3 separate regions of the Mus musculus genome follow, and all the other regions are linked to region 3. The links are chromatin loops, found by intact Hi-C in ENCODE. Cell type or tissue: gastrocnemius. All regions are shown on one strand.

Region 1 (8,000 bases), 110 kb before region 3:
GACTGTTATTTGTCAGGGTTATAGGTGGGGTGACTGAGTCCTGTGTAAATCAAGAAATCAGTTAACAAGTGGCCAAAGGGGCTGGGGTTTAGCTCAGCATTAAAACACTTGCCTAGCATGCATGAGACCCAGGGTTCCATCCATATGGCTAAACTGTAAAGAAAATATCAAATGCCTAAGCTAGCCTCAAATTCAAGAGCAAAACCACTGTGCCATAGAGGACAGGGCAGGGGCTTTGTTGAAGGGTTGAGAACTTGGACCCCTCACATCTAGGATGCTGATGTACCAACACCAAAAGGCACCTGAGCGATTTGATGTCATTGACCTGGACCCCTATGGCAGCCCCGCCCCCTTCCTGGATGCAGCAGTGCAGGCTGTGAGTGATGGAGGTGAGGCTGGCCCGTAGCATTGAGAACACCCAATCAGGTGTGGGGGCAGAGTTGTTTGGAGGGTCATCACTGTCCATCTCCTCCCCACAGGACTTCTGTGTGTCACCTGCACAGACATGGCAGTCCTGGCGGGGAACAGCGGAGAGACATGCTACAGCAAGTATGGGGCCATGGCCCTCAAGAGCCGAGCCTGCCATGAAATGGTGAGACTACCCCCAAGCCAGCCTTGGAGTTGGGGAATAGGCTCTGAGCATTCCTACCCTGACCCTTCAAGCACACCTTCCTGTCCTGATGATGCTCAGTGTCCTCAGATGGTCAGAACTGGCCCATTCCAAGCTCTGATGTGACTGCCAAACTGACCTTTGACATCCTTGTTCAATAGGCAGTAATATTTTTCCTAGCATTCTATAGTTTAACTTAGTTTTTAAAAGTATTTTTGTTAGGTATGGTAGTGCATGCCAGCACTTAGGAGGCAGAGGCAGGTGGATCTCTTGTGCTACTCGTCTGGGCTAAATACAGTTCCAGGATAGCCAAGGCTACATAATAAAATCCTGTTTCCAAAGGAAAAAAAAAAAAAGCTTTAATATGTATGTATATATATGTGCGCACACACACATACCCCTTTTTTATATTAGGGAGGCATGTGTGCCATGGTGAAGTCAGGACAGCATCCTGGAGTCCTTTCTTCCTTTCTACCATTTGGATCCAGTATCAGTCTTGGTGGCAGGCGTCTTTACCCACTGAGCCATCTTGCTACCCCAAAATGGGGATGGCTTGTATTCCAAGCAGGAATGTGTGACCGCTCACGCACTGAATCACAGACATAGCACTCTGAATAAAACTAGGTTTTCAGATTATACCGGGGAATGGATATTGTGCGTTCAAAATGCTTTACCACTGAGCTATGTCCCCAATACAAGAAGCCCTGGTGTTGAAGGTTTGAGACAGGCTTTCTTGTAGCCCAGGCTGGCCTCAAACTTGCTATGTAGCTCAAGTTCAACTTAAACTCCTGACCTTCCCACCTCTACTTCCCAAATGTCAGGACAAAAAAAAAAAAATACTTAAGGATTGCTTTTCCAGATGTGAGCTCTGCTCAGCCTGTGGCTCTAACAGCACCTCTCTGGGCCATAGTTTTGCATCTCTTGTGGCATCTGCTCTATGCTTGGGAAGGTTACTATGGGAAGGTAAGGCCGGAGGGGAGGGCCAAAGAAAGGTAGATTCTGTCCTTGTTTCTTAAGGTCTCTCGACATCTTTCAAGCCTGGGTGGTGCCTTTTCATGTCAGAGGCACACTCAGCTTGTGGGATAGGATCAAATCACCTATGCAGGCTGTGGTCATTTGGTGCCTGCTACCAGCCACAGGAATAACTGACATGGCTCTGTAGATGGAGAAACTGAGGAACAGAAAATCCTGGCTTGTGGTAGGTTCTAAGCCAAAGATGCATTTGCAAATTTGTTCCTCCTGGCGTTAACGCCCATCCCTGCTACCAGGCCCTGCGGATTGTGCTGCACAGCCTGGACCTGCACGCCAACTGCTACCAGCGCTATATCGTGCCGCTGCTCAGCATCAGTGCTGACTTCTATATCCGGGTCTTTGTACGTGTTTTCACAGGCCAGGCCAAGGTTAAGTCCTCAGCCAGGTAAGCCTACAGGAAGGGAACCTGATGGACTGAGGGAGTGGATAAGAGATTTGTCCTGGGACCTTGGTGTCAGTCTGAAGGAAGAGTTGAGTTGTAGTGACCATATCAGGGACTCATGATCTCTCCTGGGCTCCCACAGCAAACAGGCCCTGGTGTTCCAGTGTGTGGGTTGTGGAGCCTTCTACCTGCAACGCCTTGGCAAAGCATCAGGAGACCCTGGTGGCAGGTAAATAATGTGGGTTGGAATGAGGGATGTCCTAGGTCCCCATCCCTCTAACTGCCTGTCCTTGCAGGATCAAGTTCTCTGCAGCCTGTGGTCCTCCAGTAACTCCCGAGTGTGAGCACTGTGGACAGAGACACCAGGTGGGCCCAGGTCAGAGGCAGTGGGCCAGAATCCCGGGACTCATACATTCATGCCCCTTGCTCATCTGTATCCCTGGTGTCCACAGCTTGGGGGCCCCATGTGGGCAGAGCCCATCCATGACCTGGACTTTGTGGGCCGAGTTCTTGACGCAGTGACCACGAATCCTGGCCGCTTCCACACTTCCATGAGGATCCAAGGCGTCCTCAGTGTTGTTACTGAGGTATGAGCTGGACCTACACAGGAAAGGGGACCCTCCTTGCCCAACTTTGTGCCAGCACTCCATGCTACTCCATCCTTACCTCTCAGGAACTTCCTGATGTCCCTCTCTACTACACACTGGACCAACTGAGCAGCACTATCCACTGCAACACACCCCGCCTTCTGCAGCTTCGGTGAGGGCCCTTGTGGGGCAGTTTGGACCATCAGAATCTGGTGTATGCTTAGGGCAGAGCTGAGAGGTCATGATCCCTCCAGCAGGTGCTTTGTTGTTTAATTTTTTATGTACATGTGTTTGGCCTACCCATGTGTAAGTAAGTACACCATCTGCATGCAGTGCCTGAAGAGGCCAGAAGGTGTCAGCTTCCCTAGAACTGGAGTTAACAGAAGATTGTAAGCTGCGGTGGGGATGCTGGGTTTCAAAACCCAGAGTTCTCTGCAAGAGCAGCGAGTGGTCTTAACCACCGAGTTTTCTCTCCAGCCCCTGGCAGGTAGCTTTGACGTCACAGTGTGACCTGGGTTGCTGTGAACAAAATGGCTATGCCATTCCACAGGACCTGGCTTGTGCCCACCTGGGTGAGCCTGTGCTTTGGGGTCTAGCCTCCTCTTTGTGGTCTCTGTGTACCCAGGTCAGCTCTCCTTCATGCTGGTTTCCGAGTCTCTCTCTCCCATGCTTGTAAGAATGCAGTGAAGACAGATGCTCCCCCTGAGGCCCTCTGGGACATCATGCGTTGCTGGGTGAGAGCAGGTGACCCCTGGTTCAAGGCAGGAGGGCAAGGAAGGGGTGGTGGCCTGGGTGCTCCTTGGGCTTACCATGTCCTTGATCTCTGTCCCCAGGAAAAGGAATGTCCAGTGAAACGGGAGCGGCTGTCTGAAAGCAGTCCAGCATTCCGAATTCTTGCTGTGGAGCCCAGGTATGGACAGCTATGCAGGGAACAGGCTACCCCTCAGGTGCAGCAGGCACATGTGCACAGAGCACGGGCACTGTTGGAGGGGAATCCAGAACCTCTTTTGCACCCTGTCTTCACCCTGTGCCCTTTCCTACTCTTTTGCATCATCTGTTCTTGAGTCACACATACGTGTGAGTATCTGAGTCAGATTACAGAGCACAGAACCCTCCATGGCTGGCTCTTTGGTCTGTAGCTCAGCACAGTCTGTCCCACCTTTGCCCAGGTCCATCTCTCTCACCTCAGAGATGCCTTCTGGACTGGACCACTCTGTTAAGCGTTGTATCCCAACTTGTCTTTTATGTCCTAACACAACACTATTTTATTATTTTTATTCCTTTATAGTGCTGGGGATAGACCCTAAAGCCTTAAGCATTACTGGGCAAGCTCTCTACCTGAGCCACACCCCTAGCCCTAGTCATTTCTGATTTGTCTTCTTGCTTGTCTGTCTCTCATGCTGCCAACTCAGCTCCACTGGAGCAGATCCAGAAACTCACTAGGAAATTCAAGTGGTTACTGAATAAATGAAAGAACTCTGAGCCTGGCAGACCTGTGGTGTTGCCTCAGGGTGGGCAGGTTCTGGGGCTGAGTTCACCCTGCATGGCCACTGCCTCCAGCCTCCACCCATTTGTCCAGGCTGAAGGCCAACTTCAACATCCGGGAAGACGCCAACCCCAGCTCCCGCCAGCGAGGACTTAAGCGCTTCCAGGCCAATCCAGAAGCCAACTGGGGTCCCCGGCCCCGTGCCCGGCCAGGGTGAGTGGTAATGTTGTAGAAGTGAGGGTTTTCCAGGGCTGGGCAAAGACAAAGTGGGGTACCAGCACCCCTCTCTGCACAGGGGCAAGGCAGCAAGTGAAGATCTAGCAGGGAGGCGGAGGCTGCTACAGAATAAGAGGAAGGAGCCAGCTGAGGACCCGGCCCAGCGTGCAGCTCGCCTTAAGACATTTCCTTGCAAACGATTCAAAGAGGTGATCTCTCCTTCCACCTTCCATGCAACTGGACCAAGGTTGGGCCTCTGGCACAGCTGGGGCCAGAGACTGAGGAAAGAAACCCAGCTCTGTGCTCACAGCCTGGGGCTTCACACCCTGTTTTCCCACCAGGGTACCTGTCAACTAGGGGACCAGTGCTGTTATTCACACAGTCCTGCAGCTCCTGTGGCCTCTGGTGATATCCCCATCGAAGAATGTCCAGAGACTACCACCAAGATCTCCCCTGGACCAAAGGCTGCTGCTGGGGGTATTCCTGGGCCAGGTGTAGACTGAGACAATAAAGAGATGTAACCTGCTGGTTGTCATTTTGAATTGGGAAGCCATCTGCATGGGGGACTCTGCCCGTCTGAGGAGTGGTTGTTCCTGCCTTACTGCAACTTTGTCTCTTTGACATGGAAACTGCTCTGGCTGCTCAGGAGAGCAGTTCATCAGGTGGCCACAGGGCGGCATCTGCAAACAGGCTGCCTCCCCTCTTCCAGCTATCCAGGCATTTCCTCCACTTCCCCAGTGCTCGCAAATCCCACTGCAGTCTCAATCCTATTGCCTGGTTTCTTGGGCTCAGCTGTCTGCAGTTGGTGTAGTGGCGGAAGCCAAACCGGAACCAGGCATTCTGTGCATCCGCTCCAGACCAGGTGCTTCCTGTCCTGCTTGCTCCTCAATAGGAGTATGCTCTCAGAACACAGGCGGCTGCTGAGACACCCAATGAAGAGACGTTCTCTCCCCTCCCCCTAGAGTAGAGGATTATTAATGTTAGGGGAGAGTCCTGGGGCAGAATCTCTCCCAGCACATGCACCCATCACCATCAGTCAGAAAGTGAAGCCCACTGTAGCAAGCTGTGCTAGAGGAGTCACTAGGGTGGGTAACTGGGTCTTTGGCTTAAGCACTTTGATGAGTCTGCATGGCCACTGAGCCCCTCTCTGGGTGTGCCCACAATTAACCAGATACAGGGGACAAGCCTCCTGGAGTGCCTGGGATTCAGCTCATCTTGGAAGTCCCCCTCCCCTTTTTGGGAGGAGGCAGAGTCTCTACATAGACCCGACTACTGAAACTCAATATTTAGACCAGGCTAGCCTTGAACTCAAGAGATTCAACTGTTGGGATCAACATGCCTGGCCCTTTTGGAGCTTACAGCTGGGGTCCCAGGATTTTTGTAACTTTTATACGGATTTTTTTTCTTTGACTTTTTCCTGCATGCATGTATGTGCACCATGTGCAAGTCTGGTGCCCTCAGAGTTAAGATGTCACATTTCTTAGAACTGGGGCTAGGGGGGGGCTGGCGAGATGGCTCAGTGGTTAAGAATGCCGGTTGCTCTTCCGAAGGTCCAGAGTTCAAATCCCAGCAACCACATGGTGGCCCACAACCATCTGTAACAAAATCTGATGCCCTCTTCTGGAGTGTCTGAAGACAGTGTACTTACATATAATAAATCTTAAAAAAAAAAAAAAAAGAACTGGGGTTAGTTATGGTTGTGAGCCATAACAAAGTGTGAGCCCTTTACAAAACCAACATGTGCTGTTAGCCACGAAGCCATCTCTCCAGTCTCTAGGTTTCCAGAATTCAGAAGATCACTCCAGAATACCTGGCAGTGAGGGATACCACCTAGTTGTGGTATGGCTGAGTAGCATCTTGGGGAACTTGGGAGCAACTTCTGGGAAACTCAGATATGGCTTTGACACTCATCTCACCCGCCTGGGCTTGGAAATACGTTAGCAGTGCCACAGGTTCGGGACACCTGCACCTCGGTGTCAGGACACGGCAAGGCCACATTACCAGAATTGTCTCCTTCCGGAGCCCTATTCCTGGGTGTGTGTGTGGGGGGGGGGGGTGCAGTCCACAGGGGGATCTGTAAAAAAAGAGGAACTAGGCTGAGGCTCATGGGTCATGGGGCCTCAGAGGACCGGAAAGGGGCCCCTTCCACCCCCATCAGCATAGGGGGTGGGGTTCAAAGCTAGACCAACCTCAGAGGACATCAGAGGCAGCCTTGCCACCTTTCCCCTTTGCACACGTTTGGCGCTGGGCTCCTGAGGGTTGGGGGGTCTTCCAGTGCTGTGGGAGCAGCAAACCCCGAAGGGTGACTAGCCGGGGTGGATCAGGAGGTGCGCGCTCCGTGATCCCTGCCCGCTGGTTTCCTCCGGGGTCAGCATTGCTTCTTATCAGCCGCGGCCAGGCAGCCAGACCCTTATCTGCACAGGCCCAGCATCCTCTGGCCTCTGCGCCAGCGGGTAAGAGGGAGGAAGCCAGGCTGTCGGGGGCGGGGGAAAGGGCGGGTCGGTCCAGGAGCAGCTCACTTTCTCTTGGAGGTACCCACCACGACGCCTCCGAAGCTACTCAGGCCCTCCGGAGCCCGGGAGGTGGCGCAGCCCAGCTCTGAGGCCCAACGGGAGGGATTACCTGGAGCACACCGGCCGAACTGGACAGTGGAAACTGTCTCCTGACCTGGACTGACAAACCTGACCACACAGCCGGGTTCTCCAAGCTGTGGAAACTGCTACAGGGTAAGAAAGACGCTTTAAACATTAAGGAGTGTCTGTGCCTGTATTCGGTGTTTGTTACTTCATTTATTTATTCATTCACTGGAAGTGAGGAGGCACTGAAATGTCCTCAGTTGGGGAAAACAGGGCAGCAATGTGGGAAGTCACACACTGGCAGGATACCCCAGACCTTAGAGCCCAGCAAACGTGGTAAGTAGGGTGCTGATGGGGTTGGGGGCCAGTAAGAGGAACTTTCAGCAAGGGTAGAGGCCCCTGGAATAGCCATGGAGAGGTGGCAGAGGGTGACTCTTGGAGACTTAGGAGGTCTTAGAGTTAGTCCGGAGATTCCTATCTTATTCCCAGCTGCAGGTAGGAGAGATTCTGAAAGATGGGAACTAGTTCAGAGACTGAAGATGCCCATTACAAACAATTCATAGGGTCAACGCTGCCTAGTATCTGATAGACACCCCCTCTTGTGGAGGAGGCTCCCCTCTTGTGGAGGAGGCCCTCCTTTTAGGTCCTAGCAGTTTCTAGGACCACTTTTCTACCTTTGATTATTGAACCCCCAATCCCTTTCTCGCCTAAGGGTGCTCTTACATTGAAAAGCTCAGGTTAAACAGGTGGGAGAAAGATGGTCTTTGGCCTTCCTTCCCCTTAACTTCACTCTCTCCCACAGGTTAGCATTCTATCCGTGGGGTCCATGTGCCCGCCCCAGGCCAGAGCAGAGGTGGGTTCCGCCATGACTGAGAAAACTGAGATGGTATGTGCCTCCAGCCCAGCACCTGCCCCTCCCTCTAAGCCGGCCTCACCTGGGCCCCTTTCTACAGAGGAGGTGGACCACCGAAACACGTGCACTCCCTGGTTGCCTCCCGGCGTGCCAGTGATAAACCTGGGACACACCAGGCCCATAGGGGCAGCCATGCCCACCACAGAGCTCAGTGCCTTTCGGCCCTCCTTGCTGCAGCTAACTGCCTTGGGAAGAGCT
Region 2 (8,000 bases), 73 kb before region 3:
GGTTTGCTAGGTAGCAATACTGATCCCAGCGGGGTATCTCAGAGGTGCTTTGCCACCAAGGCAATGTTCCCATCAGAGGTGGAGGGTAGGAGGTAGTACAGAGGCCGAAAGAGAGGGGATGACTCAGAGAGTCGAGAAGAGGCAGAAGGCACCTGGTCCAGGCTCACCTTCTCTTCCCCTTGAGTCTAAACCTGCCCAGAAAGGAACCACTGGTCTAGACTGCTGGAGAACTATGTGGGTCCTCTACCAATCTGGAGACCCTGGCTTTATCCTAGCACAAAGGAGACAAAGAGAAACATCTAGGCAAAGGCAGGCAGCAATGGCATGAACACCTCAAGTAAGGTCCATGTTCCAGAGCCTCCTGGTCCAAGTGGCCTTGGCAGAGTTCACGTTGGTTGCTTGGCTGTAGGTAACAGTCAAAACCTGCCTGCTGTAGGTAACACCTGCCTGCTGAGTTCCTGGATCAGGAATGGATCAGAAACATGGACCACAGCTCCTGGCCTAAAGCCTGGCTCTGTGCAGCAGCTTCCCACACTCTCCTGATTCTTATATCCAATCGCCATTTCTCTTCATCTGCTGCTTCAGCTCACCAGTGACCCAAAGGCCCCAGGAGTGAGCAGTGGGGCCTGGCTCACTAACAGCAGCAGAGGGGTTTCTCAGCCACTAAAGGGCAGACCCAGATGCACCTGTAATATAGGTATGTCCTCCTACAGCAGTCTTTAGTTAGTAAACGGTCTGAGGCTGCTCACCACATGAGGAGGGATGGGGAAAAGACCCCAGGAGACAGGCAAAGCCAAAAGAGAAGTGGGGAGCACAGAGCTTGCCCTTGGATTCTGAGATTTCAGCTCCAATAACCTGCCCTGCACTGCCCTGCTCATTCCTGGAGTTGAGAGAGCTGAAGATACCAAAAGCAGAGACCCGTGCCCTAGGATGGCAGGCACCACCTCCTGCTGCCCATAGTCCTGCCTTCTTTACAGACAAATCCACTCCTGGCAATGTTGGCTGGTGCCATAATTTGCCAGCAGTTGTGTCTAGCATTTCCAAGGGCCTGAATCCAGGGATCATATGACAATGGGGTCCAGACAAGTACCCCCTAACCTAAGAACCTGCCCCTCCTCAAGGTGCTGGGTAGAAACTGACAGCGGGCAATGCCTTCAATACACCACAAGCCAGAGAAAGCCAGTGTTGGGGTGGGGGTGGGGGTGGGGAATGTGTGTCCTGTGAAGCTGAGCCCCACCCCACTCCCTCTATTTCCAGCATTGCCCTTTCTGGACCTTTGAGTTGCCCAGGCCAGGCCAGGCCAGGCTAGGCTGGGCTAGCCAGATACCCACCCCCATCCCCAGCTGCTCCTGAGGCTATTAATAGTGTTTCCCCTTCCCAGGGCTGGGCAGCACCCCCCCCACCTCTACCCCAGCCAAATACATTTGCCCTTGGTCTAATTACTCTCGGAGGGAAGTAGTCAGTCCCTAATGCCAGACCTGAATGAGAGGGGCAACAGAGGCTCTGAAGGTCACATAGGTGACTGCCTGGAACCGCAGGAGCTTCAAGGAAGACATAAAGTCTAGTCCAGGAGGAAAAGTGCAGTGGAGAAGAGCTAGGGAAAGAATTAGGGTCAGGCCAAGCAGTGTGGGGAAGGAGGCCTGTGCGGAAGCCAGAGGAGGCAGGGGGAGAGGAGGCAGAGAAGGAGGCAACCCGGGCAGAACGCTGCTTCAGGGAGAAATGATGCTGAAGGCGGCGTGACCTGCTTCTCAGTCCTCGTCTGTGTAAAGAAGGGCACGCAGCAGAGGGTGAGCTGGGACCCACAGGCCCGGAGCCTCCATGCCCACCCACAAGATTTCAGTGGAGGAGGAGGAGGAAGAGGAGGAGGAAGGAGAAGATCTGAGGAGAAAGAGAAGTGAGTCCTTTCAGTTCAGTGCAGAGAAGGTTCCCTAAGTTACAGCTTCTTCACCATAGGACATGGAGCCTGCGGGACAGAGATGGGGGGACAGGGCATGAGCCCCTGCACCTCTGCTACCCTAGGCGTCTCTAATCCTGTTCCCCCTGTGGCCTACTCCTGTAAAGAATGCTGGGGCTCAGTGGGGAACCTAGCAGAGCCCACCCACCTTACCTGGCCATACAGGGCAAGCTGCGTTGGAGTACCCGCCTCAGCCCCTCCAGAGCAGTGCCCTGGCTGTGGGCAGACCAACACTGGTTGGTAAAAGGAAGGCAGACACAAACACATCCCATAATCAGATGTTTCAGCAGGACTTGGTTCCCACCTACAGGCCTAGCAGCCCTGTCTTCAAACCTTCCCCGCTGGGTAACTTCCAGCTGGGTCAGCACTGGCAGACTGGCGGCCTGGGTCTCAAGGGAACCCTCCATCAGCTCCAGGAGGACAAGGCCTCTTGACTTTGCTTACTGCTTCATCTCCACCACCTCTCTAAGACTCTAAAGAGCCCTTTCTAGATCTTTCTTGCAACTGTGGCTTCTACTCTGGCTCCCCCTCCTACCCCCCAGGGGACAGAGCATCTCCTAGCTAGCACCTTCCTGTTTCCACCTTTAATCCTGTAATCCTGAGCTGAGCCTCCTATCAAAGGACTCGATGGACAGAGGAGCCCAGGGCTCCTAGAAAAGAGCAGGGCAAGAAAGTACTCTGCTCATGGCCTGCTCCTCTTCCACCCGGGAGGCCCAAAGCCTGCTAGAGCCATTTACACAAGACACGAAGGACCTGGAATCTTGACTCCAAATGTGTTTCGTGTTGTTGGCTTTTTTTTTTAAGTTTTAATAAAAGATTGTCTGTTATTATTATCTTTTTTTTTTAGACAATGTAGCCCTGGCTGTCCTGAAACTCATCCTGTAGACCAGGCTAGCCCTGAACTCAGGGATCTGCCTGCCTCTGCCTCCAGATTGTCGGGATAAAAGGCGTACACTAACCATGCCTGACTAACTCCAATTTTCTAATCAGAGCCCGAAGAGCCTCAACAAGTCTCATGTGGCACTGGGGGCTGGGAAGGACTTTGGGCCTAGACTAAGAAGGCTGAGCCTTCTTGTTATTTAGACCCCCTAGTCAGTCTCTCTGGCCTCCTAATACAGTACAGCTTAGACCTATACAGAAGATGAGATGTTAATGGAGACTTGACTTTCACTACGGACGATTTCATAGAAAGTACCACGTACATATAAGGGAAACTCGGGCTATTTACGGAATACAAACACCAATCCACCTATACATCAGGCTAGCAGGTGCCAAAGATCCTTGAGGACCCTGCGGGGGCTCAAGGAGCTTCACGTTGCGCTCCCCAACAAGGTAGCTAGGTGGCGCAGCGAGTTAACACTAGCTGCCCTCTGCCGGTCACAGTAGGGCGAGCCCGTGGGGTGCTGGCCTAGAAGTTCCGCAGACAGGGTTCCCTCTGAACACGTGCTGAGCCCAGCAGGAAGGGCAAGAACCCAGCATGACCACCAGACCTCGCATCTGTATCAGGAACGGAGCTGCCTCAGACAGCGGCTCCCATGACTGCACAAGCACATTCTCGGATGTGGTCAGGGCAGAGCTCGCCATACACCTTGAATAGGAACAGCTTGCAGTGGGGAACGGGGTGGAAGGAGGCCTCCAAAAGGGAGGCAAGGAGAAGCAGAAGGTGAGGCTGCCAGGTGTTTGGTCCGCAGGGGTCCATCCGGGCCCCAGTAAGCTGCTTCCCATTTGAGAGTTTTCTGTTGTTGACCCCAAGAGTGCCCCCAAGGTGCGCTGGACACCCTCGGTGCTAACTTGTCTTTACACTTGGTAACTCTTGGAAAGAAAAAAATCTTTCTACCACCCACATGGCAGGAGTGAAAAGATGGGGACTGAAAGCCAGAATAGGAGCGTCAGACAGGGAGAAAAATGGAGAAGTCAAGAAGAGAAAAAACAAACAAAAACAAAAACAAAACCTCGGCACAGGAAAGCGCCGCTTGTGCTTGTGAGGGCGGCAGAAACAGGCAGGCACACCCTCCCGGGCTGCAAGCGGGAGAAAGGCCCCTTTGTTCCGCCCAGAGGTTAGCCGAGGTGAGGCCAGCCCTGCAGCCCCCCTGACCCTGGGCAGTACAGATTACTTCGAAGGGTCTGGCTGGACCTGGCTGCCTCCCTCATCCATTGGTCAGTCCCCAGCCCCAGCACACAGGAGTCAAGGGAGGAAACCCCCACCCACTGGGCTTCAGAAGGGCTGGGATCCCTTCCATGGCTCCCTGGGTGCCTTCACTGCCCGCTGTTAGGAGTTTGCTTGGGGTTTCCTCTGAATGGATTCGGGGCAGTGCAGTGGCAGGACCCAGACTGTGCTGTGCTGTGGTGTGCTTGGAAATGGCGCTGGGGAGGCTGGCCTGATTGTCCTCTAGTCTCACTCCTGATGAGCCCTCCCAGGGACCAAAATTAGGCTCTGGTGAGGACTTCTCAGAGTGAGCCTTGACTCTGGGCTGAGATCAGATACCTGAGACCCTTCAGCAGAGGCTGAAGTGGGAATGCATGCCAGATGAGACAGAACTCTAAGGGACTGTCAGCTTACCACATTCTGCCCCACCTGGTTACCGTGAGGAAGGGCTTCGGGCCCCAGCCCTCCAAGCCTCCACAGGCATGCTCTGCACCTATTCGTAGGGCTACTGGCCTGGAATATCAAGAGCAAATCATTCCTATCTCTTAGGTAGTGGTCAGAGGTTTAAATTTGGCAAAGACCGAAAGACTGCTTCACCCTCTCCCGCTCCCTCCTTCAGACAGCATTTCTATGTGTAGCCCTGGCTGTCTTGGAACTTGCTCTGTACAACTCACAGAGATCCGCCTACCTCTGCCTCCTGAGTGCTGGGATTAAAGGCCTGTGCCACTGCCACCTGGCCTGTTCCACTTTCTACTCAGCAGTACTTGCAGCTCCTATGCAAATATAGGATGGGAACCAGGCGGAGAGACTGGCCCGTTAGTTCTCCCCGACAGTGCCCCAGCCTCAGTCTGGAAGCACCTTCTCAGGAGGCCCTGGTCCTCAACTTACACCAGCTGAGCATCAAGGAGTAACATGGGGAGAAAGCAAGCAACTGAGAGGGCTATTCCTGTGTATGATCTTTGGCAAGGGAAGTGGAGGGCTGGAGGGAAAAGGAGGAAGGGACAGCTTGCTCAGGGGGCCTGAGTGGCTGCCTCCTGCCTCGTGTAAGAAAGTGCAGCTCAGATACACAATGTCCTGCCAAACCCAGCCCCTTAATTCAATTAAGTGCAGGACCAACTTCCCAGATTGTTCTGTGTGCCAGTGCCTGTGAATGTCCTGATGTGTGTGAATCCTGAGATCTGTGTGTGTGTGTGTGTGTGTGTGTGTGTGTGTGTGTGTGTGTGTGTGTGTGTGTGTCCTGAACCCAGAGGGGCAAAGGGAATGAAGAAAGAACTGAAATCTTGAAAAGACACATTTCTTCTTAACCCTCATACTGTGGACCCGGAGACCAGGACACTGTCTGGGATGCAGTGCAGGGACTGTCCATGTTCTGTGGGTCAGACAGCATCCCAGGCCTCTGCTCATTTGGTGCTAAGCCTCCTGTTAGCCCCAACCAAAATGTCTGTACAATTACAAAGGTTCACAGGGGCCAGGACTGGCTCACTTAGAGCAGTAGTTGAATCCTGCAGCTTCAGGCATGCACTAATAGGGCCTCCTCTCTCACATTTGCCCCTTTGACTGCACACTCTTGGCCAGCTCCTTTTCTGAGCTACAACCCCACCTGGTCACTTGGTCCCCAAAGGCTTGAGAGTGTTCTATAAAGGACAAGGTCCTTGGCGTGTAACATGCGCTCCTATGCCTTTGTGACTTTCTCTCAGCAGGTGACCTGACTCTGAGGTCATGCCTGAGCAAGATCCAGACTGACTGAAACCTGCATTCTCCATCACTGTGACAGGCTCTACAGGAGAAGTGGAGACAGACCTTGAAAAGATGGTCTGCCAAGGCCCCAGAGGCCAGCAGAAGTGCCCCACAACCTTTTACACTCACCATCCCTATTTAAAGGAGTTCCCCAGTGTGTGTGTGTGTGTGTGTGTGTGTGTGTGTGTGTGTGTGTGTGTGTTACATGAAGCTCTCTTGACCTGGAGGAGAGGGCATGTGTCCAGCAGCCCCTCTCTTACAGCCCCCAAGAAGCCTGACTTTCTCCTTAGCCCTCCGGGAGCCCTGAGCAGCCCCTTCTGGGAGCAGAGCCAAAAAGATGGAAGCTTATAAGCTGCTAAAAGGGAAATGTGGGAGGTGGGTAGAGAAGGCCCTGGCCTCCAGGTAGTATGGACTAGGCCCTTAGGTCATGAGACTCCGCCCTTTTCTCAGGGAACAACATCTGGCTGGGAGGAAAAGCCTCTGCTTCACCCTAGCTGACACAACCTGGCCTGACTGATATCTAGCAGGGAGCAGTCTACAGGAGCAGACTAGAGCCCCCACCGCATCCTGAAACAGTGGTGTCTCAATACATATATTCTGACCCACATCCTGTGGGATACTCCTGAAAGTTTTTGGTTCATCTTCCCTCCTGAGCCTGAGTGGAAAGGGATCTAGGCGGGAAGGGCTTTATCAGGGAAAAGCCAAGGCTGGGGATGTCAGCTTGGTGGGAGCGAAAGCCTAAAGTCAGTCTCCGTTTTGCTCTAGGGCTCCACACACAGCTAATGGGAGGCTGGCAGCGGCAAATTGTTGTTTACTTTTAATTAAGTAAACAATGTCGGCTTTCCGCCTCCTCCCCTGCCATCCCAGCCAGTAATTTAGGGATGACAATGGGGTTGCTTCCTTCCTCCTGCCTTCTTCCTTGAGCACTCCTGCTAGCTCCCTTCTCCTCCACAGTTTTTGGAACTTGTGGCTACAGGGAGGGCTCCACCCAGAGGGACAGGACAACCTGAACCACCTTTGGCCCAACAGGTTCCACTTAGGGCTACCCAGGCCCAGGGCTGTGATTCTCCATCTCTGCTTCTCCAGAGCGACCAGGGCAGTCTTCCCCTGACAGCATGGAGTATGTAGCTGGTTCTCCTCCTCCTCTCCAGCCACACCTCTAAAAGCCATCAAGCAGGATAGCCAAACATTGGGGTGGGAGGCTGCATCAGCAGATGACAAAGCCTGAAGGCAGGAAGAGATTCCCACCTGTAGGCCCCAGAGTCCACAAGTCTCCCTCATCACCGGTAAGGGACCTTCTGGTCCAATCAGGAAGAGCCAGTGTTCCAAGCCAGCAGTCTATGTGCGGTACCAACTCTCCTCGGAAACTGAGCTGCCACGAGCTGCTTTTGTGGCCTTGGTTTCTGACATCACTATCTTGACATCTTTAACTTGAACAAGAGGCCCAGCGTTTTCATTTTGCTTTGAGTCCCACAAATTCTGCAGCTAGTTCTGTTCAGAGACCAGAACTGCGTGAGGGAAGGAAGAGAAAAGCAAGCAAGCTAAATCAGCCTTTCACCCACTGGGTTGTCCTGCCTAGGGCTAGGGTACTGAGCTCTGGAAGTGCAGAAGGGTCCTGCTTTGAGCTCCCAAGGAGGCTGAGTTCCAAATGAGGCAGCCTGGAAGACAGGATGCCACACAGGCAGATTTGTACCTGGGCTGATGGAGAACCAAGGCTCCTTAGAGAGCCTTTCTCTGTAAGCCAAACGCCACTTGGCAGGTGGCCTTGCTCTGAGCCCTCTGCACACAGTGGGTCTATAACTGCAGCAGACCTGTGTGGCAGCGGGGAGGAGCTCTCAGAACTCCTCTACCTCCTGAGATGAGGATGGTTGGGTCCAGAATCTAGCCCTGCCCAAGCAACTGGGGACTAAGGTGCCTCCGTTTAGGTGCATGGGGCAAGGGTAGGCAGAATGAGCTGTACACAGGCTGCTCCAAACCCTTGCCAAAGGGCGGGGTCTTCTTTAGCTCAAGCTGGCTGGGGCTGGATGCAATTTCAGCCGCAGAGCAGGGCTCGCTGGCTGGAAGCAATTTTCTCATTAGGACCCCAGGCCTGCTCGCTTGGTCTGTTCCCAGCCCTTACTCCCCTTCTGCGAAACCGCACCCCACAGGCCTCCCGATAGACCA
Region 3 (8,000 bases):
AGGAACGGAGTGGAATCCCCAGAGCCACATTAAAAGGAAATAAGAGGAGGAGGGGGAAGGAGAAGAAGAAAAAGGGAAGAGGAAGAGGAGGAGGTAGGATGGTGTGGTGTGCACCTGTAATCCCAGCACCAGGGAGATAAGACCGGCAGATAGATTCCTGAAGCTCACTGGTCAGACCAGCCAGCCTAGCATACTCATCTTTTTTTTTAATATGTATTTATTTTATGTATATGAATATACTGTCACTGTCTTCAGACACACAAGAAGAGGGCATCAGATCCCATTACAGATGGTTGTGGGTCACCATGTGGTTGCTGGGAATTGAACTCAGGACCTCTGGAAGAGCAGACAGTGCTCTTAACCTCTGAGCCATCTCTCCAGCCCCTAGCATGCTTATCAAACTCCAGGCCAGTGAGAAACCCTGACTCAGAAACAAGGGAAGGAGCAGAGAGATGGCTCAATGTTAAGAGCACTTGTTGCTCTTGCAGAGGACCTGGGCTTGTTTCCCTTCGCTCACATGGCAGCTATCTATAATTCCAGTTCCAGAGAATCTGGTGCCCTCTTCTGACCTCTGAAGACACCATGCACACATATGTGAGCAAAATACTCATACGCATAAAATAAATAAATCCTTAAAAAAAGAAAAGGGTCAGAAAGATGGCTCATTGGATAAAGGTGCTTGCTACTACCTTCACATGTGTGCTATGCCAAGCATGGACCCTCTGCACACAATTATACTTCTATATAAGTAGACCTACTTATTTGTAGATATAATTGTTTACAAGAAAGAGCCAGTGAGATGGCTGAGTGGGTAAAGTTGTTTATTTACTTATTTTGGTTCTTTTTTTTTTTTTACATTTATTTGGGTTTTTTTGTTGTTTTGTTTTGTTTTGTTTCCGAGACAGGGTCTCTCTGTGTAGCCCTGGCTGTCCTGGAACTCACTCTGTAGACCAGGCTGGCCTCAAACTCAGAAATCCTCCTGCCTCTTCCTCCCAAGTGCTGGGACTAAAGGCGTGTGCCACCACTGTCCAGCTGGTAAAGGTGTTTAGTAAGGTGTATCCTTGGAACTACATCATGGAGAGAGAGAGTCCACTTCCTCCAAATTGTCTTCTGACTCCGTATACATGCTATGGCGCATGCACCCAGCCACATACACACACTCACACACAATAAATAAATGCAAAAAAAAAAAAAAAACCAAAACCAAGTGGACAGCATCTAAGGAACAAAGTTGAGCTCTGGCCTCTATAAGTAGGGGCACACACAATGCACCCACATGAGCACACACCCACACATACAAAGAAAACCTGCAGAGCATCACTCCTGTTCACATACATAGACACAAACATGCCTGGATCACAGATGGGAATCCACACCCCACCACCACAGCTGCCCAAAATGCAAGAGACACACCCATGCTTGTCTATGGTGTGCCTGGCCAGGGCCTCCTGGAGCCAGTGCTCATGTAGGGTTAGGGAAATGTTTCATTTGCAGCTGGTTGGAGACCCGCCCACCCTGGTAACCTGGTCCCTGATCCTGAATGGAGCCTCTGTGCCACCTCAGGGCAGCCAGCAGCAGCAGTCAATTGGCTCTGAGTGTAAGGCCACTATGTCTGAGCCACACATGCTGGATCTGAGGCCTCTGGGCCCAACTAACTATAGCCAGAATCCGACTTCATCTCTGCTGCTTCTAGAAGCTTCTCCCCCAAACCAGTCAGGAGGGAGGAGACAAAGAAGTAAAGGTCCTATGCCTAGTTGATGTCCCCATCTCAGGAATATCAGTGTGAACCCCTAGTTTGTATGCCCATAAAATGCCTCAGTTCTTTGTGAAGCCTAGAGGCAGGAGCTACACAGTCATGGCCTTTTGGTTTCTGTCTCCAAGTGCAATCCCTGTCACACTTTCAACTCCACATAGCTACAATCACTACCACAGTGTCACCAGCACAACTACACTGCCTGTCATAATGTCAGCCACACTATCACATACAGAAATGCCACCAGACCCACTAACTCCAGTGTCAGCAGCCCCACAACCTCACACATCCTCTTGGTTGCCCTGACAATCGGACCCTACACTGTATCCATGTCACTCTGACACGCTCAGTCTACATGTCCCTGCAGCTGTCCTAGCCATGTGGCTACACAGAGTCGCTAACCCCAGAAGCAGGTCCAATCCCTGCATTCCCAGGGCAGAGCTCACAGCTGTCCTCACATCAAGGTGGCCTGGATGACACAGTACAGCCTTGCTGAGGAGCTGGTGGCCAGTAAGGTACAGGCCACACTGCTCGGTCCTCTTGCAAGTGACAGATACTCCTTTCGTTCACATTGTCCCACCGTACCGCAGTCTGGACACAACTACAATGAAACTGGGTAATGGCACACTGGAGCCACACAGACACCCTGTCATACAACAATCACCCTCCTCAGAGCCCGTCACAACATTTAGACAGCCCCTTAGCCATCCCAACAAGCTGTTGGGACATTTGTTGACATGCTGACACAGCCCTGTGATTGTCCTCAGGATTCCCCAGACCCGAGTCTTGGAGAAAGGGACAGACTGAGGCTGAAATTCCTTTTCCTACTGAAAGCAAGCAGAGTAGGCAGGGACTAATGGAAGCGCAGCTGTTGTCAGTAGGTGCCAGTCCCCCCCCCACACCTCATGAATATTCATCAACTGGGGCTCTCCTGAACCTGTAGGGAGTCCAAGGTCCCAGGCAGCTGGGCACCCCCTTCTGTGCCAGGAGGCCCTCAGGTGAGGGGGGCGGGGGCTACCAGAACGTTGTAGTCCTTGGAAACCACACCCATTTCCATCTAAGTATATATGAATGAGTTTGAGAGCATGGACCCCAGACACACAAACTCCAAGTCAACTCGGATTTAACACACCAAGCGTAGCAATCTTGGCAATGTGAACTTGCAACAGCACCCCAACTACAGAGACCTACCACATACGTAGGCATACCACATGGGTACCCAGTCACATGACCACAGACACACCATTATGTCTCCAACACTCACCATCACAGGCAGAAGTACAAATACAACACACACACACATTTCCAAATTCATAAACATAGTGACTGAAAGTCAACACCTTTTTGTATGTGGCGCTGAGATCGAACCCAAGGCCTTAAGCACACTAAGCTCCATCCCCATTCAACTTTTTTATATTTTATTACATTTATTTATTTCTCCATAGCCATGTCTAGTCATCTGCTGATGGTGACAAGCTTGTGGAGATCAGAGGACAACTTGTGGGAATGGATTCTCATTTATTTATTTATTTATTTATTTATTTATTTATTTATTTATTTGATATTTTCTTTATATACATTTCAAATGCTATCCCGAAAGTTCCCTATACCCTCCCTCCGCCCTGCTCCACTACCCACCCACTCCTGCTTCTTGGCCCTGGCAATCCCCCTGTACTGGGGCATATAAAGTTTGCAATACCAAGGGGCCTCTTTTCCCTGCTACATATGCAGCTAGAGATATAAGCTCTGGGGGTACTGGTTAGTTCATATTGTTGTTCCACCTATAGGGTTGCAGACCCCTTCAGCAATGGATTCTTCTTTGACCATGGACCGACCCCAACAACTTCTTGTAAAACATACAAGTGCCCAAACACTGGGACAAAAATGTGCCCATATATATACAGTCTCACCAACTATCAAATACAGAAGCCCAATATAGAACTATCCTCCGAAGCCCTACACTCTATCCTTCTCTCCCTCCCTCATTCTCCCCAACTCCCTCTTCCTCTCCCACATCTCTGCCACCGCCCCCTCCCCCCGAACTTTATAGATGGGAAAACCAAGGCACTGAGGGCTGAAGGGACTTTCTGAAGATGGCAGCCCCTTCTGACTCCAGGCAGAGACAAAGATCGGGCGCCCCCTTCTGGCCCAGTCCTGTAAGATCGTGCGGGGCCGCGGCGGCGCGCGGGGTGGGCACGCGCCTGATGTAACCATGGCACCCTCTTGGCACGCGCGGCCCGCGCGCGGGGAGGGCGGGGCGGGCGCGTTGCCATGGTGCCGGCCGGCCTCCTGAATGCTGCATTGTTCACCGTGGCGCCCTGGCTGAGCTGTCCCGGACCCACCCGGACCCACCCGGGCTGGCCTAGATGGAGAGAAGGAAAGACAGCAGAGATGGAGTGAAAGGAAAACGGAGAGACAGTGATAAAGGGAGAAATGCAGAGTTAAAGATAGGGAAGGTAGACAGAGATGAACAAGATTTAGGGATGGGACACACGGACAAGAGAAGGTGGAGTAGTTTTATAAGAAAGGGAAAGGGGACAGACCAACTCGGTGACACGTGTAAATAAATCCTGCAAGGGCAGCAGAGGCTCGTGAGTTTGAGGCTAGTGTCAGTTCCATATCAGGACCCTGTCTCTTAAAAAAGCGAGGAAGGGAAGGGTCGGGGGAGGAGTAGCTGAGGTGGCGGCTCAGTTGGCCAAGTGCAAACATGAGGACCTAAGTTTGGCCTGTGCCTTTAATACTGGGTACGTGGAGGCAGGTGAATTCCGGGGGGATGCCGGCCAGCTAGCCTTCCAGTCTAGGTTCAGCAATAGACCCTACCTCCAAAAAAGAAGAAGAGAAAGAGAGAGGAGGAGGACTAGGGGGAGGACTAAGAGGAGGAGGAGGAGCAGAAGAAGAAGAAGGAGGAGGAGGAGGAAAGGAAGGAAGGAAGGAAGGAAGGAAGGAAGGAAGAAAGAAAGAAAGAAAGAAAGAAAGAAAGAAAGAAAGAAAGAAAGAAAGAAAGAAAGAAAGAAAGAAAGAAAGAAAGAAAGGAAGGAAGGAAGGAAAGAAAGAAAGGAAGGAAAGTAGAAAGCTGGATGTGGTGGTGAACACCTTTAGTTCCAACACAGGCAGGAAGAGCTTTGTAAATTCCAGGCCAACAGGGTCAACATAGTGAGTTTCAGGTTAGAGAAGGCTATGAAGCTACACCTAGTCTGAAAAGGGAGGAAACAGAAAACAGTTGAGAAAGACAACCTCTGGCCTACACAGAGAAGGGGGCAAGTGGGAGAGGCAGACATGGAAAAAGCAATGTTTAGAATCTGAGAGGAAGGAATGGGGAGATGAGAGGGACTTCCGGGAGGAAGGGTAGAAGGAGAAAACCAAGTAGGCAGAAACAGTGAGGGATATGAAAGAGAATAGGTTTGAACAGGAAAGCACCAAGACTCGGGGGCGAGGGGTCACTGTGCTCCTTGATGTGCCTGGCAATAGGATGAGGTAGGGGTGGGACCACAAGTTAGATGAAGCCAGGTTCAGAGAGAGACTGGTGGGTCTACTCATGGGTTGACAGATGTAGAGCCAGATGTATCCAGACACAGGGAATGTCCCGAGAAAGGCTGAGAGATTCAATGCTGATTCCTGCTCCAAGTCTCTAGTCACCACTGCCCTGTCGCCTATTCACTGACTCAACTTGATACTCTCAGAATGTCCCCCTTGTCCTGCTAAGAAGATATCATTCATGCAGAGGCACAGCCTTTCCATATACTGCTCCTGACACTCCTGCATGCCTTCCTCCAGGGACACACGTTATAGCCCTTATGGTCCTTATGGGCATAGCGATGCAATCATAGACACAGCATGACATAGCACAGGGACTCCTACGCCCTGTCAGAGTAATGTCTCACAGACACAGTCCTGGAGAACACACTGGACCTCGTGGACCTCATCAGAATCATCCAATGATAGTTAAAATCATACCTTGTAGCTAAGGCACAGTGGTGTACATCTTTAAGCCCAGGACTCTGAAGGCAGGTAGGTGTCTGTGAGTTCCAAGATAGCCAGGGCTACCTAGATACTGTCTCAAAAACCAACAAAACAACAACCAAACCTTTAGAGGTTACAGGGACTGCTGTCACAAGGGGCCCTCCATAGCCTTTTCAAATGTTTAACATCTTACACTGTGTGTCTGAGAGTCCCTTTTGTAGGCCTATGGAGGCAGCGGGCCCACTATTCAGAGTTGAATTGTGAGAGCTGAGAGACATCAGTCCTCAGGTGAGAAGCATAAGAAAGTTACTCTCAGTCCCCCTCAAAAAGTTGGGTGATACCAGTACTTTTAGCCCCACAGCTAGATCAGTCTAGGTGAAATCTAGATCAAGGGCGGCCCCTGGTGGTCAAATGGCGCCTCTACACCTATCCTTAGGGGTTGTGGTTGAAGGCTTAATTATAGAAACCCCAGGCAGAGAGACGGGTCCTGGATGAGCACAGAGATAAGAGCCCAGAAGTAAGAACCCAGACCCAGAACTCAGCTTTTGTAATCCATGTCCTCGAACTCATAATTACAGTATAGGTTCTGGGGGTCAGGGTCAGAATGTTCAGTACAGCAGCTGCTTAGATTTCTCACTGAGATTCTGAAGACAGAGCTAGGCAACAGAGCTTTTATCTAGTATGTGCAGGTTCCGTCTCCAGCCTCAGGAAGAAGAAAAGACTCTAGACTCCAAAAATCCTGGGATGTAGAAGATTAGATCCAAGAATGCAGGACACAGATTCTAAAACCCAGTTTCAAATTCCAGAATTAGGGTATCCAAAAGGTCTAGATTCCATTGTTCAAAATTGGAATCCTGACGTGAGAATACAGCTCCAGAACAGAGAAACCCAAAACAGGCCTGCAATATCCGGGAGTCCTGGGTCTTTGTTAGAACTCTCTGGATCAGAGCTGGGCTCGTAAGAGCAGGCACAGACTGAAGGGGAAGGAGAGAATCTGGGGTGAATATCTACAGCCTCTGCCAGCTGCTGCTTCTACACACACACACACACACACACACACACACACACACACACACACACACACACTGAAGTGATCTTTCACACAGATTGTAGATTCATACCTCCACCACACATACAGTCTACAACTGTAAGAGATTCAGCACTGATGCCGTCTGACGCACACCCACAGTCACGCACACTACAAGAACTCACACCTTATCACACACTGTCATCCAAAGACAAGTGAAGAGTGCAGAGAAGCTGGGTGGCTACACAGCCCCTGGGAGCCAGGGATGGGGCTCACTGTGCACCACACCTCTCTTAGCATACCCATAGACATGCTTGCCTGGGTACCCATACAATATCATTGCCATTTCTCTCCATCCACCCCACCAAACCTTCAGACACACAGCCACCACTCAGAAACAAACCCTGAGATTTCCAATCCTGTGCCCAGTCACACTAGGAAGAAAAGCAAAGGAGGCTGGGATGAGTATGTGTATACTCATATTGTGTGAGAACACACAAACGCATGCGCACACACGCGCGCGCGCGCACACACACAAACACACACACACACACACACACAGTGCAGAGAAGCTCCCTGCCTTGGCAGCTACACAGCCCCTGGGAACCAGACCCCAGGGATGGGGCTCACCGTGCACCCCCTTATCCACCCCAGCCCTCCCCTGCCTGGCCGGCTGGCGAGCTTTAATACAGATGCCAAACTCATAATTGTAACTGAGGGTGACAGGGTCACCTTGAGCCCCAGATGCTCGCACGATGACAGATGGCGTTGGCAAACCTGATTAGCGGCCCCCGGTGCCAGAGCCTGTGGCACCTGCCTCCCCGCCCCTCCCCCACTCCCCCAGCACTCATTACCCACCCATTACTGGGCCTGGGGGGCAGCAGCAGGGGCCGACTGGCACTGCCTGGGAGGGCGCAGTGACTCTGCCTCCCCCCTGGCACCAAGGTTCCCAGCTGGCTCTCCAGGCTGGCAGGAGGTGGGCACAGCTGAGGTGGAGGGATGCAGGCATCTTGTGCCCGCCAGAAAAGGGGTGCTTGGGTTGAGCTGCCAGCTCAGACACTGCATGAGCTTTACCACCAAGCTCTAGGGACAGGCAGGAGGGCGCTCTCCCCGGCCCCCCAGGGCTCCATGACCCTCTCTCTAGGACAGTCTTGGGAGCTGGCAGCCAAGCAGGTTCCCACCCCTCTGTTCAGGCCTGTAAGGTCAGGGGTCGAAGCTCCCACGCTGTGCTGTCCCATCTGTTTCCTTGTGGGGGGCCCT

Evidence for each region. Hi-C counts contacts between places; a loop is a spot of excess contacts. Peaks named below come from ENCODE experiments on the same cell type or tissue, not always from the same donor. Only the 100,000 strongest peaks of a DNase experiment are listed, where the experiment ranks them.
Region 1: it touches region 3 in a loop (4-fold over the local background); 30 of 42 quality-filtered maps call a loop at or near these places.
Region 2: it touches region 3 in a loop (4-fold over the local background); 15 of 42 quality-filtered maps call a loop at or near these places.

Annotation. Positions count from the first base shown.
Region 1 is chr8:84,694,949-84,702,948 of GRCm38, forward strand. It overlaps Trmt1 (tRNA methyltransferase 1), which reads left to right. Exons shown (of 17, transcript NM_001164559.1): 6 at 274-389; 7 at 480-592; 8 at 1,879-2,027; 9 at 2,167-2,253; 10 at 2,321-2,390; 11 at 2,477-2,611; 12 at 2,698-2,783; 13 at 3,237-3,345; 14 at 3,445-3,521; 15 at 4,191-4,310; 16 at 4,393-4,522; 17 at 4,655-4,860. The coding sequence ends at 4,816. Lyl1 (lymphoblastomic leukemia 1) reads left to right here and starts at 6,509. Exons shown (of 4, transcript NM_008535.2): 1 at 6,509-7,039; 2 at 7,692-8,000. The coding sequence starts at 7,716. In gastrocnemius, CTCF peaks have their summits at 2,964 (motif pointing right), 4,973 and 6,893; DNase peaks (open chromatin) are centred at 2,444, 2,979, 4,227, 5,042 and 1 more place; H3K4me3 peaks cover 3,213 bases; H3K27ac peaks cover 4,987 bases.
Region 2 is chr8:84,734,418-84,742,417 of GRCm38, forward strand. The region is part of intron 2 of Nfix (nuclear factor I/X); the gene reads right to left. Among named protein-coding and RNA genes, the nearest start is that of G430095P16Rik, 15 kb to the left of the region's middle. RefSeq lists an enhancer at 7,444-8,000. In gastrocnemius, a CTCF peak has its summit at 3,303 (motif pointing left); DNase peaks (open chromatin) are centred at 1,340, 3,328 and 7,918; H3K4me3 peaks cover 4,248 bases; H3K27ac peaks cover 7,885 bases.
Region 3 is chr8:84,807,134-84,815,133 of GRCm38, forward strand. No RefSeq gene overlaps it. Among named protein-coding and RNA genes, the nearest start is that of Nfix, 11 kb to the left of the region's middle. In gastrocnemius, CTCF peaks have their summits at 3,899 (motif pointing left) and 6,129 (motif pointing left); DNase peaks (open chromatin) are centred at 2,675, 3,938, 6,113 and 7,542; H3K4me3 peaks cover 1,497 bases; H3K27ac peaks cover 4,507 bases.